Regions from separate parts of the Homo sapiens genome. Here all the other regions are linked to region 1. Evidence: chromatin loops called from intact Hi-C (ENCODE). Cell type or tissue: Calu3. All regions are shown on one strand.

What was found. Hi-C counts contacts between places; a loop is a spot of excess contacts. Peaks named below come from ENCODE experiments on the same cell type or tissue, not always from the same donor. Only the 100,000 strongest peaks of a DNase experiment are listed, where the experiment ranks them.
Region 2: it touches region 1 in a loop (10-fold over the local background); 2 of 110 quality-filtered maps call a loop at or near these places.
Region 3: a loop joins it to region 1, with 12 times the contacts of the local background. A loop is called at or near these places in 7 of 110 quality-filtered maps.

Annotation. Positions count from the first base shown.
Region 1 is chr5:99,318,356-99,323,355 of GRCh38, forward strand. No RefSeq gene overlaps it. Among named protein-coding and RNA genes, the nearest start is that of LINC02113, 210 kb to the right of the region's middle. In Calu3, no CTCF peak of the experiment used is centred here; a DNase peak (open chromatin) is centred at 2,296.
Region 2 is chr5:99,167,429-99,172,428 of GRCh38, forward strand. No RefSeq gene overlaps it. Among named protein-coding and RNA genes, the nearest start is that of CHD1, 240 kb to the left of the region's middle. In Calu3, a CTCF peak has its summit at 2,027 (motif pointing right); no DNase peak of the experiment used is centred here.
Region 3 is chr5:99,101,740-99,106,739 of GRCh38, forward strand. No RefSeq gene overlaps it. Among named protein-coding and RNA genes, the nearest start is that of CHD1, 180 kb to the left of the region's middle. In Calu3, a CTCF peak has its summit at 3,015; no DNase peak of the experiment used is centred here.

The DNA.
Region 1 (5,000 bases):
TCAGCACCCATATAGTGAACATAGTACCCAAGAGGCAGTTTTTCAGGCTTCAAGACCCTACAATCCTCCCGCTCTTAGTAGTCCCCAGCGCCCAGTGTCTATTGCTCCTGTCTTTATGTCCGTATGTACAGAATGTTTAGCTCTACGTATAAGTAAGAACATGTGGTATTTGGTTTTCTGTTCTTGCATTAGGTCACTTAGGATAATGGCCTCTAGCCATAACCATGTTGCTGTAAGGGACATGATTTCATTCTTTTTTTAAATTTGTCCATTAGATTGATTTAAACATCTACCATGTAAACATGTATCAAAACACCGGATAGTACTCCAGAAATATGTAATACATACAATTATCATTTGTCAATCGAAAATTAAGACTATTGAAAAATAAAAAATAAAATTAAAATGTCATTTTTGACATATAACATTCAGAAAAATTCATATCATATATTAATTTTCACAATTTTAACACATCTGAGTAACCAGCACCAAATTAAGACTCAATATATCACCAGTCTCTGAAACCTCTCCTGTGCATCCTTCCATTCACTATTCCCCCAATGCTAATAGCATTGATTAGTTTGCTTGCTTTTGTCCTCTACACATCTAGAATTATACAGTGTGGAGTCATTTGTGTCTAATTTCTTTCACTCAATGTTATGTTAATGAGATTCATTCAGATGTTTGCAGTAAACTCCTTTTTAAACTTTTATTTTAAATTCTGGGGTACATGTGCAGGTTTGTTATATAGGTAAACTTGTGTCATGGATGTTTGTTGTACAGATTATTTCATCGCCCAGATATTAAGCCTAGTAACCATTAGTTATTTTTCCTAATCCTCTCCCTCCTCCCACCCTCCACCCTCCAATAGGCTCTAGTGTGTGTTGTTTCCCTCTACGTGTCCATGTGTTCTCATCATTTAGCTCCTAATTAATGTGTAGTATTTGTTTTTCTGCTCCTGCATTAGTTTGCTAAGGATAATTGCCTCCAGTTTCATCCACATTCCTGTGAAAGACATGACTGCATTCTTTTTTATGGCTGTATAGTATTTCATGGTGTATATGTACCACATTTTCTGTATCCAGCCTATCATTGATGGGCATTTGGGTTGACTCCATGTCTTTGCTATTGCAAATAGTGCTGCAATGAGCATATGTGTGCATGTGTCTTTATAATAGAATGGTTTATATTCCTTTGGGTATATACTCAGTAATGGATTGTTGACTTGAATGGTATTTCTGTCTTTTGATCTTTGAGGAATCGCCACACTGTCACAATGGTTGAACTAATTTATGCTCCCACCAACAGTGTATGAGTGTTTCTTTTTCTTCACAACCTTGCCAGCATCTGTCATTTTTTGACTTTTAATAATAGCCATTCTGACTGGTGCAAGATGATATCTCATTGCCGTTTTGATTTGCACTTCTCTAATGATTAGTGATGTTGAGCTTTTTTTTTCATAGGATTGTTGGCTGCATGTATGTCTTCTTTTGAAAAGTGTCTGTTCATGTCCTTTGGCCACGTTTTAATGTTTTTTTTTCCTTGTAAATTTGTTTAAGTTTCTTATAGATGCTGAATATTACACCCTTGCCAGATGCATAGTTTGCAAAAATTTTCTCCCATTTGTAGGTTGTCTGTTTACTCTGTTGATAGTCTCTTTTGCTGTGCAGAAGATCTTTAGTTTAATTAGATCCCATTTGTCAATTTTTCCTTTTTTGCAGTTGCTTTTGGCATCCTTGTCATGAAATCTTTGCCTGTTCCTATGTCCTGAATGGTATTGCCTATGTTGTCTTCCAGGGTTTTTATAGTTTTGGGTTTTAAATTTAAGTCTTTAATACATCTTGAGTTGATTTTTGTATATGGTGTAAGGAAGGGGGTCCAGTTTCAATCTTCTGTATATGGCTAGTCAGCTGTCCCAGCACCATTTATTAAATAGGGAATCCCTTCCCCATTGCTTGATTTTGTCAGGTTTGTTGAAGATCAGATAGCTATAGGTGTGTGGTCTTATTTCTGGGTTCTGTATTCTGTTACATTGGTCTATATGTCTGTTTTTGTACCACTTTTCTTATATCCTTAAACCCTCCTGAATGCTTGTAAGTCCCTTTTGGGGAGACGTAGGCCATTATATCCTGAACTTCTGGTAACAGGCCGGTGTTCTGCCAAAGAAGGAATTTGTGGAAGTCTTACTGCATTTTCTCCCACATAATTCTTCTCTTTTGGTCAGATTAAACTCCCTGCTACTGCAGCCTCTTAAAAAAATCCACCTAAGCCTTGCTTAAGATTGCCATCTGCTGGCATTTTGCCTGAGACTTCGCAGATACCCAGCCTATGGGCAATTGTTATAACTGCTTCTCCCAGTTCCAGATTTTGCTCTCTCTTTGCCAGCCTATGATTATGTGGTCCCAGCATGCATCACGCTAAAAGGGGATAGGCAAATCTGATCTGCATATGTGCTTATAACACGGTATGTATAAATCATTTTAAATAAAAATGTTTTAAGGTTACTATTGAGAAATTCTAGGCATGCAAGTGGCAAAGATACACATAAGCAAAATAAACATATTTACAATCTGAGAAAAGAGAATAGTTCTGGGAAAGAAGTAGCACCTCAAAATTGTCAACTACAAGTAATATATATTCTACTCAGATTTACCTAGCCCATTAAGAAATCATTTTTTATGTTATAGGCAAATGTGAAGAATTATGGGTAAGATAGCTTTTACATCAAAGATAATTTACCTTGCTTGGCAGGTTTTCTGAAATACATGAGTCTACTGTTTGTATCGCTCTGAAAATTTTTTTTCTAACTATTTTATAGTAAATTCACGTAATACAATCATGGGCTTTAAAAAATCCAATTCGAATGTTTCAATTCATGGCAATGATTGTTCTTCAAAATCTTATTGAGCAATTTCTGTACAAATGATCAGTTCAAGTAAAAATTTCATATGAAAAAAATTACCTTTATAGGAACCTCATTCATAAGATGTTAAAGGTACCTAGATATTCTTTACCTTTTTATGGGCATTCTCCAGATTATTAGATAATCATCTGTCTTTAACATTCCTCTAAAATTGAGATAATTGCATCTTATGGGGTCTTTTGAGTAAATAAGGAAAACACATACAAAATTTTGCATAGCTTTATCAGAAATAGGTTAAGCTCAAGCTGAAAAACAGTTTATGCTTTGTTATATAGCCTTTATTACTACCTCCAATAAATAAGCTATTACAATGCCACATCACTAGAAGAGTGTCAACTATATCTGATTCCAAGTCACTGAAATGTCTCATTATTAATTAGCTTGCAGTATAGCACAGGAAGAATAACGCATTTTTATCTAGACAAATTTAGAGCATATGTTTTGGCTGACCAACTACATTCCAATGTACAGTGCACCACTGTCATTTTTAGGCATTTACTTTCTCACTAGCACAATAGCTATACAGGAGAGTAAGTACTGATAATAGCTGTGTGAATACAGCCTTATGATGATGGTCTACCAAATAGTGGACTCATAAAATTTGGGGCGCATGAGAATCATAGTAGTTCGCAACTCATGAGTCTTGAGTGAATAACAATTTATTAAAAAGTAATAAAAGAAATACATTAAAATGCTATGTAAAAGACATTTTTAAGACATTAAACTATGTTATATACCAGTGTCTCCTAAAGCCTTTTTATAATTTAAAGATGATACACGTTTGTTTGTGATGCAGTCCTCTGTCTTTTTTTAAATTGCAATTTGAGATAGTGTTTTGCTAATTATGCTTTTAATGTGTTTGCTATAGTCATGCAGCCAACAAAATTTAGAACCCATGGACGATTTCTTGGCATAATTTATTTATACTGGACATCCTCATTGGATAAATTTAATATTTATTTTGATCACTAATCTAATGCAATAGTGTCATGAAGGCATTTCATCTTTTTGCAAAATGAATAATATTTGCTTCAGTGCTTAACTTTATTTTTTTTTTTGAGATGGAGTCTCATTCTGTTGCCTAGGCTGGAATGCAGTGGCGAGATCTTGGCTCACTGCAACCTTTGTCTCCCGGGTTCAAGCAATTCTCCTGCCTCAGCCTCCCGAGTATCTGGGATTACAGGCACGTACCACCACAGCCAGCTAATTTTTGTATTTTTAGTAGAGATGAGGTTTTGCCATGTTAGCCAGACAGGTCTCAAACTCCTGACCTCAGTTGATCTGCCCACCTTGGCCAACATTTTTTTTTAATCTCTCTGAAAATAACAATGCATGTAATAAAAATTTTTAAGCAGTACTATGAAAAATGTGCCCATCTCTCTCTCAAGTTTCATCTACTCCCCAGGAGTTACCTTGTGTACCCTTCCAGAATTTTTCCAGGCATATATACAAGCATATGGATACATCTTATTTTATACCTGTGAGATAATACATATAAACTGTTCTGTCATTTGCTTTATCTCTTGGAGAATTTTCTAAATTAGAATAACAAATCTACCTTATTCTTTTTAATAGATGTATATAGTCTTCCTTTCTATGGATGTTCATATTTTATTAAACCTAGTTTTGAAAAACATTAATGTTGTTTACAGGTCCTTTTCCCCTCACTAATATAAATAATGCCGCAGAAATAATCTTGTACACATATATCTGAGTTATGCACAAATATGTTTTCAGGGTAAACACCTTGAAGTACAGTTAGTGAGTCAAAGGGTATGCAGTTTACATTTTGATAAATTCCTCTTCATAGATATAGTATCAATGCATATTCCCACCATTTATTCAAAACTGTAAAAAAATTTATTTTACATTTTTGTGTATTTTTTAATTTCATTACTATTGCTTTTGTTTATGAAATTTGCTGTCAATATATTTTCTAATATTTTTTCTACAGTCATCTTACTAAACTCTTCCAGTTTATTAGTTGATTCTTTTAGATCTTCCCATATAAAAAACTCTATCATCTAAAAATGGTGATGATTTTTACTCCTCTTGCACCTCTCCTATTTTTCTTTTA
Region 2 (5,000 bases), 150 kb before region 1:
ATGTATTCCATTGTGATTTTACTACCCTCTCCTTTGAAAACAACCACTCTCCCGATATTTTTGTGAATAACTTTCTTGCTTCCATTTGTATTTTTTTTGCCGCCTATGAATGCCTCTCTAAGCAATATATTTTAGTTTTGCCTCCTTTTTGAGCTTGACATCAGTGGAAATAGATTATACATAATCATTTGGGTCTTACTTCTTTGCTGAATATTACGATCATTAGGTTCATTTATGCTGTTGTGTGTAGCTGTAATCCATTTCATCCATTTCATTGCTGTGAGAGTGTGCCATAGCTTGATTAGACCACAATTTAAAAAGATTCTGTTACTGCTGGGCGTTTTAGATTTTTCCATGTCCTTTAGCTTTATAGCTTTTAAAATTATCTTCTCTTTTTGCTGTTGCCTTCTCTCATCCTCTTTGGGTATGTATCTTAAATAAAGTTCTTATTTTTTTCTTTTGAATCATTTGTACTTTTTAAGTAGGGGGGCACTGGGAGATAAACCCTATGTTTAAATGAAGCCAGGATTATTATGTTAAGCTATTATATGGTGTCAAAGTTATAGAAATTATGCTAAATACATTTTTGTACACTTGAGTTCTCTGATTCTTTTTGCTGTCATAAACCAAGACTGAGGAACTTAGGACAATGTTGAAGCTAAGTTTTATAAAACCTAAAATTACGATTTGGTTAAGAAAGAGATCTTAGTGCGTTTGATGTAGGAATTCCACTTTGCAAAGAGAATGGAAGTAACTGTCTCCATACAAAGGCAACCACAAACTAACGCTTGCCTTTGAATTTGTGATATCCCCTAATTCTCCAGTATTTTTCTTTTTACATTAATATTCCCTTAAAAACATTACCTGGAATGATCCTCTGTGCATGGAGAAGTACACATTCTGCAATGATAAGTGTAAACAAAACTGAACATTTTATTTCTCCCTTTTTGCTATTCTCTGACCTGCAGTGCATTCCAATACTTTCTGCTTTCAGTTAACACGCAGTTCTTTATTATTTTGATCACTGGACCTCAATAGCGCAGCACACAGGCAATGGCCAATGGATATTCTGGCCTGAATATTAATGATATCTGAGTGCAGACTGAGATATAATAATGCTAAAAATTGTAGATGATGGTTTATTATTTCTAGACAGTAGCACACAGCTAAAGGGAGAGTATAGGTAATTAAATACAGGTGATATAAACACACACTTTACTCTTTTGTGGCCAAATATAATTATATCACATATATCATAAATTCAAAGTTTCATTTTCAAAAGAGCAACCTAATTATTTTCAAAGCTTTTTGTAAAAAACCCCATTCATGACCTTGATGATTACACAGACTAAGAAAGCTATATTTAAAAGAGTGTTTTTCTGTGTAAGAAATATCTTTTAGTGGTTCATTAAAATCACTGTGAAGCATTTTTTCCCTTTCAGGTTACATAATATAACGATAAATATACCTGCTCTGATCATAAGCATCAGTGTTTAATTGAGGAATCAGTTTGAACTCCAGAAAACGTGGTACCTATTATTCATAGGATTGAATATTTTTTGATTTAAAAAAACACACAAACAAAGAAAAAAGCAGATAACTTAAGGAAGGGGAACTCTTATAAAGTAGAAACTTTACCTGTGATGTAGTGGTGTTGCAAAGACCACTAATGGTGTCTCCTACTATCTGATCTGGAAACAAAGACATTGTCCTGTTGTATTTTATTTACAGAAAAATAGGGTTACATGGAATCACGTTACTTGTATAAGAAAGGCAGTCATCACCTTTCTTTTATTGAATACATAATTTTTCAGGATTTGGGGATGATTTTTCTAAAGCAGAATCCTTTTTCTTTTGGAATATTTCAGATAATTTCAATAGAATCTCAGCTGGAGCTCAAGACTTGGTTATTTTCTTTTTCTTTTATTTCTTTTTTCTTCTTTCTTTTTATTTTTTATTTTTTAAATGAATCCAGCATTCCTTTGGAGAACAGAAGGTGGCACTCTTCCTTTTATCTTGTGAAATTTTCCACTTGAATGTTTAATTCTTCCTGTTAAGATTCGGAGCAGCACCCTGTTGGCAAGTTGATTGTTTCTTTGTGGTTAATGACTACTTTTTCACTTATCAAAAGACAGGGACACATTCCATGAAGTGTAATATTGAATGTGAGGCACCAAGTGTCATTGGCAATTCAATAGTAAATAGCGGTTAAAGTTTGATGAGGTCTCTTACAGTTTACTTGCCCGTGTGAGCAACTTGTTTCCTGAATGATTTTCTCCTCATTTTGTTTTATTGATGTAGGGAATAGAAAGCATCTAAATATAGGAGATCACTTGGAAAAGATTTGCTATTACCACTTCCACATGCTCAGAAACTGGTGGCTGATTAAATGAGCATATAGTGATAAAATGTGTGACCTTTCAGCCAATTCTAAGTCTCAAACTTCTTTTTGAATCTTAAATCTTGTTTTATTTTCTTGTATTTGGTATCTATCTAGGCTAGTTAATGTTGGTAAGGTTGAGATTGTCTCATAGATGGCAACAAAATTGGTTTGATTGCCCTACGTTGTATTTACATTTTTTCCCAAGGGCATGAAAGCAGTTACACATATTCAAGTATTTTCTAAATAATGTTATCTTGTTAGATTTAATATATTCTGTTTCTTTTTTGAAGGTCATCTCTTCATTATGCATATAAAACAGGCCCAGATTTTCCTAGTGGTCCTACATTTTAGGCTTCATCGTCATATAATTTGCTTCAATTTTTAAATATTTTAAGCTCCAAATTGAATATGAATTGTAAACATCACTGTGTCTTGTTACTAATATAAGTTATTAGGATATGTATGTGTTAGGGAGTTGGATAATTCAATTTGATTCTATTTTTAACATTCTACCTGACATCAGTGTAGAGTTTAAATCCTGGTTCTGCTCAACACTTTAAATGATATGGCCTGTATGTATGTCTGGAGCAATTCTACCTATCATATCCCAGGTTGTTTTTGTGCTGTTTTAATTATAGCTCTTGTTTTTATTAGCTAAACAATTCAAGACAGGTCTTGTACTCTTGCAAAAGTGGTATCTATTAAGAAAGCAAACCAAAATTCACAATAAAAATAAAAAAGTGTTTGGTCCTTTATAAAAACTAGATAAAAATCAATGGATTTTTTGGGATACTGGGCTAGGAAGAAATATCAAATGATAATACCTTTGAGTATAAGCCTAAAAGCTCATGGCTGATAAGACATAGGAAAGGAGCAACAAAACATGGTTCTAATAATCATGACCAGAGAGAGTTGCTTGGATGTCATGATAATCATCTGTCTCCTTTCCCCACTTCCTACATTGATAAACCATAGAAAAAGGAGTTCACAGAAATCAATTATTAAGAGGACCTATTACAGAATCTAGTCCTGGAGAATAAAAATAAGTATAACTGAATCTTTAAGAATTTGAGAGCGATGGAGTCCACGTACTACTTGGTGATTTTTCATTATATTGGCCTCTAGGTAGAATGAGCATGGATTTTCTCCGATTAGAAGGCCTGTAATTTGTTTTGCAGGGACTTTGAAATCAGTAGTTTTAGGCTGTATAGCTGCTAGTCTGGGTGTATTTTGCATGGATTTTACAGCTGTAGCACTCAGGAATAAAGTCATAGAGCCAAAGACAGCTTTCTAATATAAACTTTGATGTTCTATAGCAGAGGTCAGCAAACTATTTTGTAAAGGCCCTATAGTTAATGTTTTAATCTTTCTAGGCCAACAGACAAAAATGAGGATATTATGTAGGTACTTTTATAACTATTTACAAGTAACCATTTAAATATGTAAAAAAATTCTTAGTAGGCTATACAAAAATAGGCAGTAGACCTGGTTTGGCCTGCAGGCCACGGTTTCCTCAATCTCTACAGCATTCAAAAACTGTATTCTGTGTCTATATTTTGTTTTAATAATTCAGGTTAAGATCCAGATGTTTGTTTGGTCAGAAATACAGGAACACTAGTATTCTTAGAGCTTGAATGTTTGTTTGAATTATGTAAAGAACTGTAGCTGATTAGACAGATTAAAATTTTGGTTTGGTTGATTTGCTTGCACTAATAAAGACACATTCACATCTGGCAAACATAAAGGCAGGTCCTCAACAATCAAGTGGCATTTATTTAAACTATTATGGAAATGTCAAAAGTCCTGCTGGAGACAAGGAATCATTACAGCAGGTAGTTCCTGATGTTTTATAATTCTGTGCCTAGGAAAGACCTGATCTAGTTTAATAAGTTAAATAAATCACTCAGGAAAAAATAAAATTGTATGAAAAGGAAAAATGTAAAGGCATAGTTTGGTGATAAATTTTGTCTTGCAGTTGCAGAGGCTCTTTAATGATTCCCTAGTTTGTACTAAGCCTTTGAGAACTGCTTTCCTTGGAATTTGCAGGGAAATATCCAGCAGATGGGCTGAAGGTCTTGTCTAGCTACTGAAAGACTTGCTAGCCCAAAAGGAAATCAGGTCATCCAATCAGATGAACCCATTCTCTTGAGGTTCTGCACAATTGCTTCTCTGGATGGCAGTTAATCATCAGGCCATATGGGTGCTTTTAACATCTGGCTAACTTCCAGGAAGAATTCAATAAGTTTGGTCTAGTACAGTTGGAACATATCTTCCACTGTTTATGTGTCTCATAATTCGTAGAAAAATATCTTTTCATATTGGGAAAAAAGGCTTAGAATCAACAGGGTTTCATTGGCCCTACAGAGTTCCCCTGGCTATGAGCTGTTGCCCACCTTAGGTTTGTCTCCTACAGGAGATGACGTTGCTATCTTCATATCACGAACAATGGTTCATGACATCAAGATATTTCTCCATTAGTTTTGTCCTATGCATGCTTCTCTATGAATTCAATACATGTTTAGTATTTTCATTGTAGGTGATTAGTGTTTTTAGTTACTTTTAAATTTCACTTATATGAGAGAAAAGACAGAAAGTGTAGTCAGGGATGTGTTTTCAA
Region 3 (5,000 bases), 220 kb before region 1:
GTAACATTTTTACACCTTTTTCTTGTACAGTATTTTTACCAACAGCTATTACTAAAGTTACAATAATATTTTGATACATAATGAGATGGAATTAAATATGTTTAAGGAAGTGCTGTTGATCTAAGTTACTAGAGAGTTTGGAATTGGCAGCAAGAATGGACCAAATATAGAATGATGTTCAGAACTGAAAAGGAGGTGAAGGGGGGTATATATATGAAATTGGGGGCTAGGAGAATTGAGATTTGGAAAGACAAGCATAGCATGGAAATAGAGTAAAAAGTTGAAAAGAATGTGAGCCTTGAGACAAATAGGCTTTGTTTTGGCATTCTTTTCTGCCACTTACCTGTGTAAACTTGAGCAATTAACTGCCCTTGGTCTTAGTCTCTGCAGCCATAAAATGGAGAGATTTATATCAGTGTTGTAAAAATTAAATGACATAAATACAAACCTAAAGTTCTTGTAACAAAGTGGACAGTCGAACACTAGGGTGGTGGCCAGTCTCTGAGATGACACTCAATGACCCCACCTCCTGGTGTTTACACCCCTGTGTGTAGTTCCTTCCCACGTAGTATCTGAGCTGGTCTGTGACAATAAAATACAGCAGAAGTGTCTCTTCTGAGGTTAGGTGATAGAAAGATTGCAATTTCCATTTGGGGTTCTTTCTTTCTTACTCATATCACTTGCTGTGGGGAAAGCTATGTTATATGAGGAACATGGGTGGCTCATGTGGTGAGGAGCTAAAGCTTCCTGCTAATAACTCTGTGCTTGAGCTTGGAGGCAGATCCTTCAGACTTAGTGAAGCCTCAGATAACTGCAGCCCCAGCTGACACTTTGATTGCAGCCTCGTGAGACATCCTAAGCCAGAACCACTGAGCTAAGCTGCTCCTGAATTCTTGACCCACCCAAACTGTGAGATAATAAATACTTCTCCTTTAAGTGCCTAAGCTTGGATTAATCTGTTATGCAGCAATCAATAACTAATACATGTAACTATCATTTTGAAGATTTGGGAGGTGATGGTTTAAATCTGTAGTAAGTGGGCGCTAATAGTAGGCAGTAAGAATTTTAAGTGGATCTAGCGGTGGGAAGGAAAGTTAAGCACTAGTATCCTAGGCCAGTTTATTGATTGATTGGTTGATTGATTGAGACAGAGTCTAGCTCTGTCGCTGAGGCTGGAGTGCAGTGGCCCGATCTCAGCTCACTGTAACCTCTGCCTCCAGGGTTCATGAGATTCTCGTGCCTCAGCCACCCAAGTAGCTGGGATTACAGGCATGAGCCACCACACATGGCTAATTTTTGCATATTTTTTTGTAGAGATGGGATTTCACCAAGTTGGCCAGGCTGGTCTGGAGCTGCTGGCTCAAGTGATCCACCGTTCTGGCCTTCCAAAGTGCTGGGATTACAGGTGCGAGCCACTGTGCCCAGCCAAAAGGTCAATTTATACTTTATTTATTGGAGGACTCTGAGCCAGGGCTTCTCAACTGGTAAGCTAGGAATTTGGCATAGATGTTTTTAGATATTGATTCCTTTACACTCTTTCGGAGGTTTGGTGAGGTCTGGGAGGCTGAATTCTTGGAGCTGGTCACCTCTGGTCTTGCGAAGGCTCCCCTTTTTATGCCCATGTGCCATACAATATGATTTTCTATGTGTGCCATCGTGTGAGAACATTGGACAGTACTGGCATTTACAAGGCCAGCATCTTCATTGGACAGTACTGGCATTTACAAGGCCAGCATCTTTGCTTTGAGTACAGAAGTGTGAGACAAATAACTTCATATAAACTGTGAACAGCGAAGGTTAGACTAAGTCAGAATTTAAAAATCTAGTGTTCTATGGTCCCTTAAGGTCTATAAAGGGGGATTCAAATATTCAACCTTTGTGCCTCAGTTTCCTCAATTGTACTAGCAACCATACCCATTTCACAGGATTGCTGCGATTGTTACATGAGCTATCCAATATCAAGTGCTTAGAACTGTGCCTGTCTGGCATATGTTTAGTGCTCAATAATGTCAGTTACAATTATCATTGCTTCTGGACCCTGGCTCCAAACTTCTTCCTACCAGCTTGAATTCTTGGAATCAGGCTTGGATTAGGTCTTCCTGTATTCATAACAAGACTAGGTTATTGTAGCCCAGGGCTTCAAATCTGCTGTTCCTTTCTCCTGATTGAGGCAATATCCCTCTGGAACATGAGAATTTTTTGGGAGTTATTTATTCATTTCACCCTGACTTGGCAAGAACAGGCAGAGGCTGCTGTTCACCTCCATAAGTCTCAGATATTTTACTTGTAAAATAAAAGGGTTAGATTATGTGACTTATAAGGCCTCTTTCAGTCATAACAATCTATGAGTTTATAAATAATAGAATTAACGCACAGGCGAGTAGTAGTGGTGAAGTGGAGTGAAAGGTGATCAGTGCAATTGCAGTTTCAAGCTTAAAATAATTGTACAGGACATTTAGATAAAACCTGGCTTCCAAGGCTATCTAGGTATACATTACATATGAAAAAACTCTAGTTTCTGAAAAGTGAGAAATATCTGTAGTTATTCTCATAACATTTTATTTGATTTTATACTAAATTCTATGTTCTATACTGTAATGATGTGTCTATACTCTACACATAAACCAGTATCTATCTATCTATCTACCATCTAGCTATCCATCTATATGCAGCTATCACTTTAAAGAAAAATTAAGGCATTATTCATGAACAAGTTTAATTTGCTTTAAAACAATAATATTAATGATATTTTCATCCAATAATATTAACTTTCATGTATTATTTTCCAAAAGGTAAAGCAACTGTTGTGGAAATTAAAGACTCAGATTTTTACAATGAGACTGAACCAATGAATAAGGTTTTTGGATGGCAATTAAAGAATTCTCAGTAAAAAGGAATATTTAGATTAAATAGGATAATTTCATCATCACAGTTAAATAAAAAAAAAAAAAAAAAAAAAAAATCACTTCACAAAACAGCCAGCAGAGGTCCTCAGTCCCATAGTTTATCAATTCTATCACCGTCCTGAAAAATCTCTCCCTGTTGAATAAGGAGCTGGCTCCAAAGGCTCATTTGCTTACTTCAGATAACTAATCACAATGCATCGCCTACAGGTTTAAACTAGAGATGGAAAAGAACATATTTAAATCAAAAATACATTTATTCTCATAGATTTTTTTAAAAAAATACAATTAATATGTGCAACAATGTATAATGTGTTGAAAGAAATACAGATACAAAAGAATGAGGGAGTAAAAGGGCAAGTTACATGTTTTAAATCAGTAGTTTTCAGAAAAATTCAACAGATAAAGGTGAAGAATGTTGAGGAGAAGACAAAGCCATTATATATGGGTCTCATTTCTGTTCCTTTCTCAGTTTGAACTATTGTTTTACTTCTAGGAGAAAAATAAAATGAAAGGATTCATATAGGACATTCTTTAGGCAAAAATCCTAAATACTGTGTTTTTTCATTAAAATTTTAAAAAGGATTTAATAGAATCAGAAATAGAAATAACTAATGAGGTTGTTGCTATCTGAGATACTTAGAAAATATTTCTGAGTTGCCAATCTTTCTCCTCCTGTTTCTTTTTGTCTTAACACTGAGACAGCATTGAAACTTCTCTTAAAAGGAAATACTCATTGGATGACCGCCAGAGAAACTTGAGCGTCTCTCTTGATAGAGCTTACTAGTTTACTGGTGTTGTGTTAGGGTTAATTGGCAATATGTGCAAGATATAAAAAACCCAATATTTCGTCAAACAAAGAAGTAAACATTTAAGACAATGGCCAAAGCTCAATCTCTTTGGGTCTTAGCTTCCCAATCTAAGTAATACTTTGAGGTTATTGTGTTTGTGGAGGAATGTGTTAGGCAGGGCAGGCCAAGGGATATAATTTAATGACCTGACATAGATGTATATACTAGGAAGATTAACTAGACATCATCTCATGGCCAAAAGTAAATATAATGGAAATTAGATAACAAGGAAGGAAAGATTCTGAGTAAAGATGAGATAAATAATCTCAAAGTAAAAGAAAAAGGAAGGCTCATCTAGGCAATTGTCTTCTCATTCTTTTCAATTCTTCTTGAGGTTGTTTGCCTTTTTTTCTTCCTAATATTATCTTCTGTCTCTCTTTCTCTTTGGTGGTGGCAGGCTGCCTTGAAAATTAGAGAGTCTTTAGAATTCAAACACAGACAAACCAATAATGGGAATGTGGGAGACATTCTTGGCCTTTCTTAAAGGTAGATCTGGGACACTCTAAACATTTATATAAAAGCTAAGCAGCTTTTTAAGGTTTTTTTTAAGAAAGTGGTCAGAGAATTGGTGGGTAGCACTTAATTAAATTCATGATAGCTTTTAGAGCAAGTGAACATCTTTGGAAAAGGACTTGTTTATCTTACTTCCCTTCGTACCTTACCCAGCAAGAATGAACTGAGTGAGAAAGACCTATAATAGTGGAGATAAAGAATAACCAAAAGGAACTCTGTTGTTATCTATAATCTGCTTGCTTGAGTGTGCCTATTTTCTTTCTAAAAAACAGGCTTTCAGATAGTGCTAAATGATATGAGTAACTAATTTTCACTTACAGCAAGATATAATATGCACAGGTATGCATGAATGTCTTCAGGGCTAGTTATCACAGGCTTTGGTTTTACATAAAGATGTTTGGGGTATGTGCAGTGTTTTATTAATTCTAAAGTTGCGTGTTCACAGCACAGTATCTTTCCAGTGTATTAAATATGTTTTTCAGGTATATCTAATTTATTAATTTATTTCTTTTTTGGTCATAAAGCTCTGCATTTGCTACTATTTATTTGAGGCATTCTATTATGCCCAAGATTTCAATGAACATTATTTAGACCTCTGGATAGTAATAAATGTGTCTAAGTATATTTGTTGCCAAAGTGAAAACTATAATAGGATAAAATTATTATATAACATATTGCAAATAAACACATTTGTTTTATATGCAAATTAGATCTTGTTATATACTATATAACC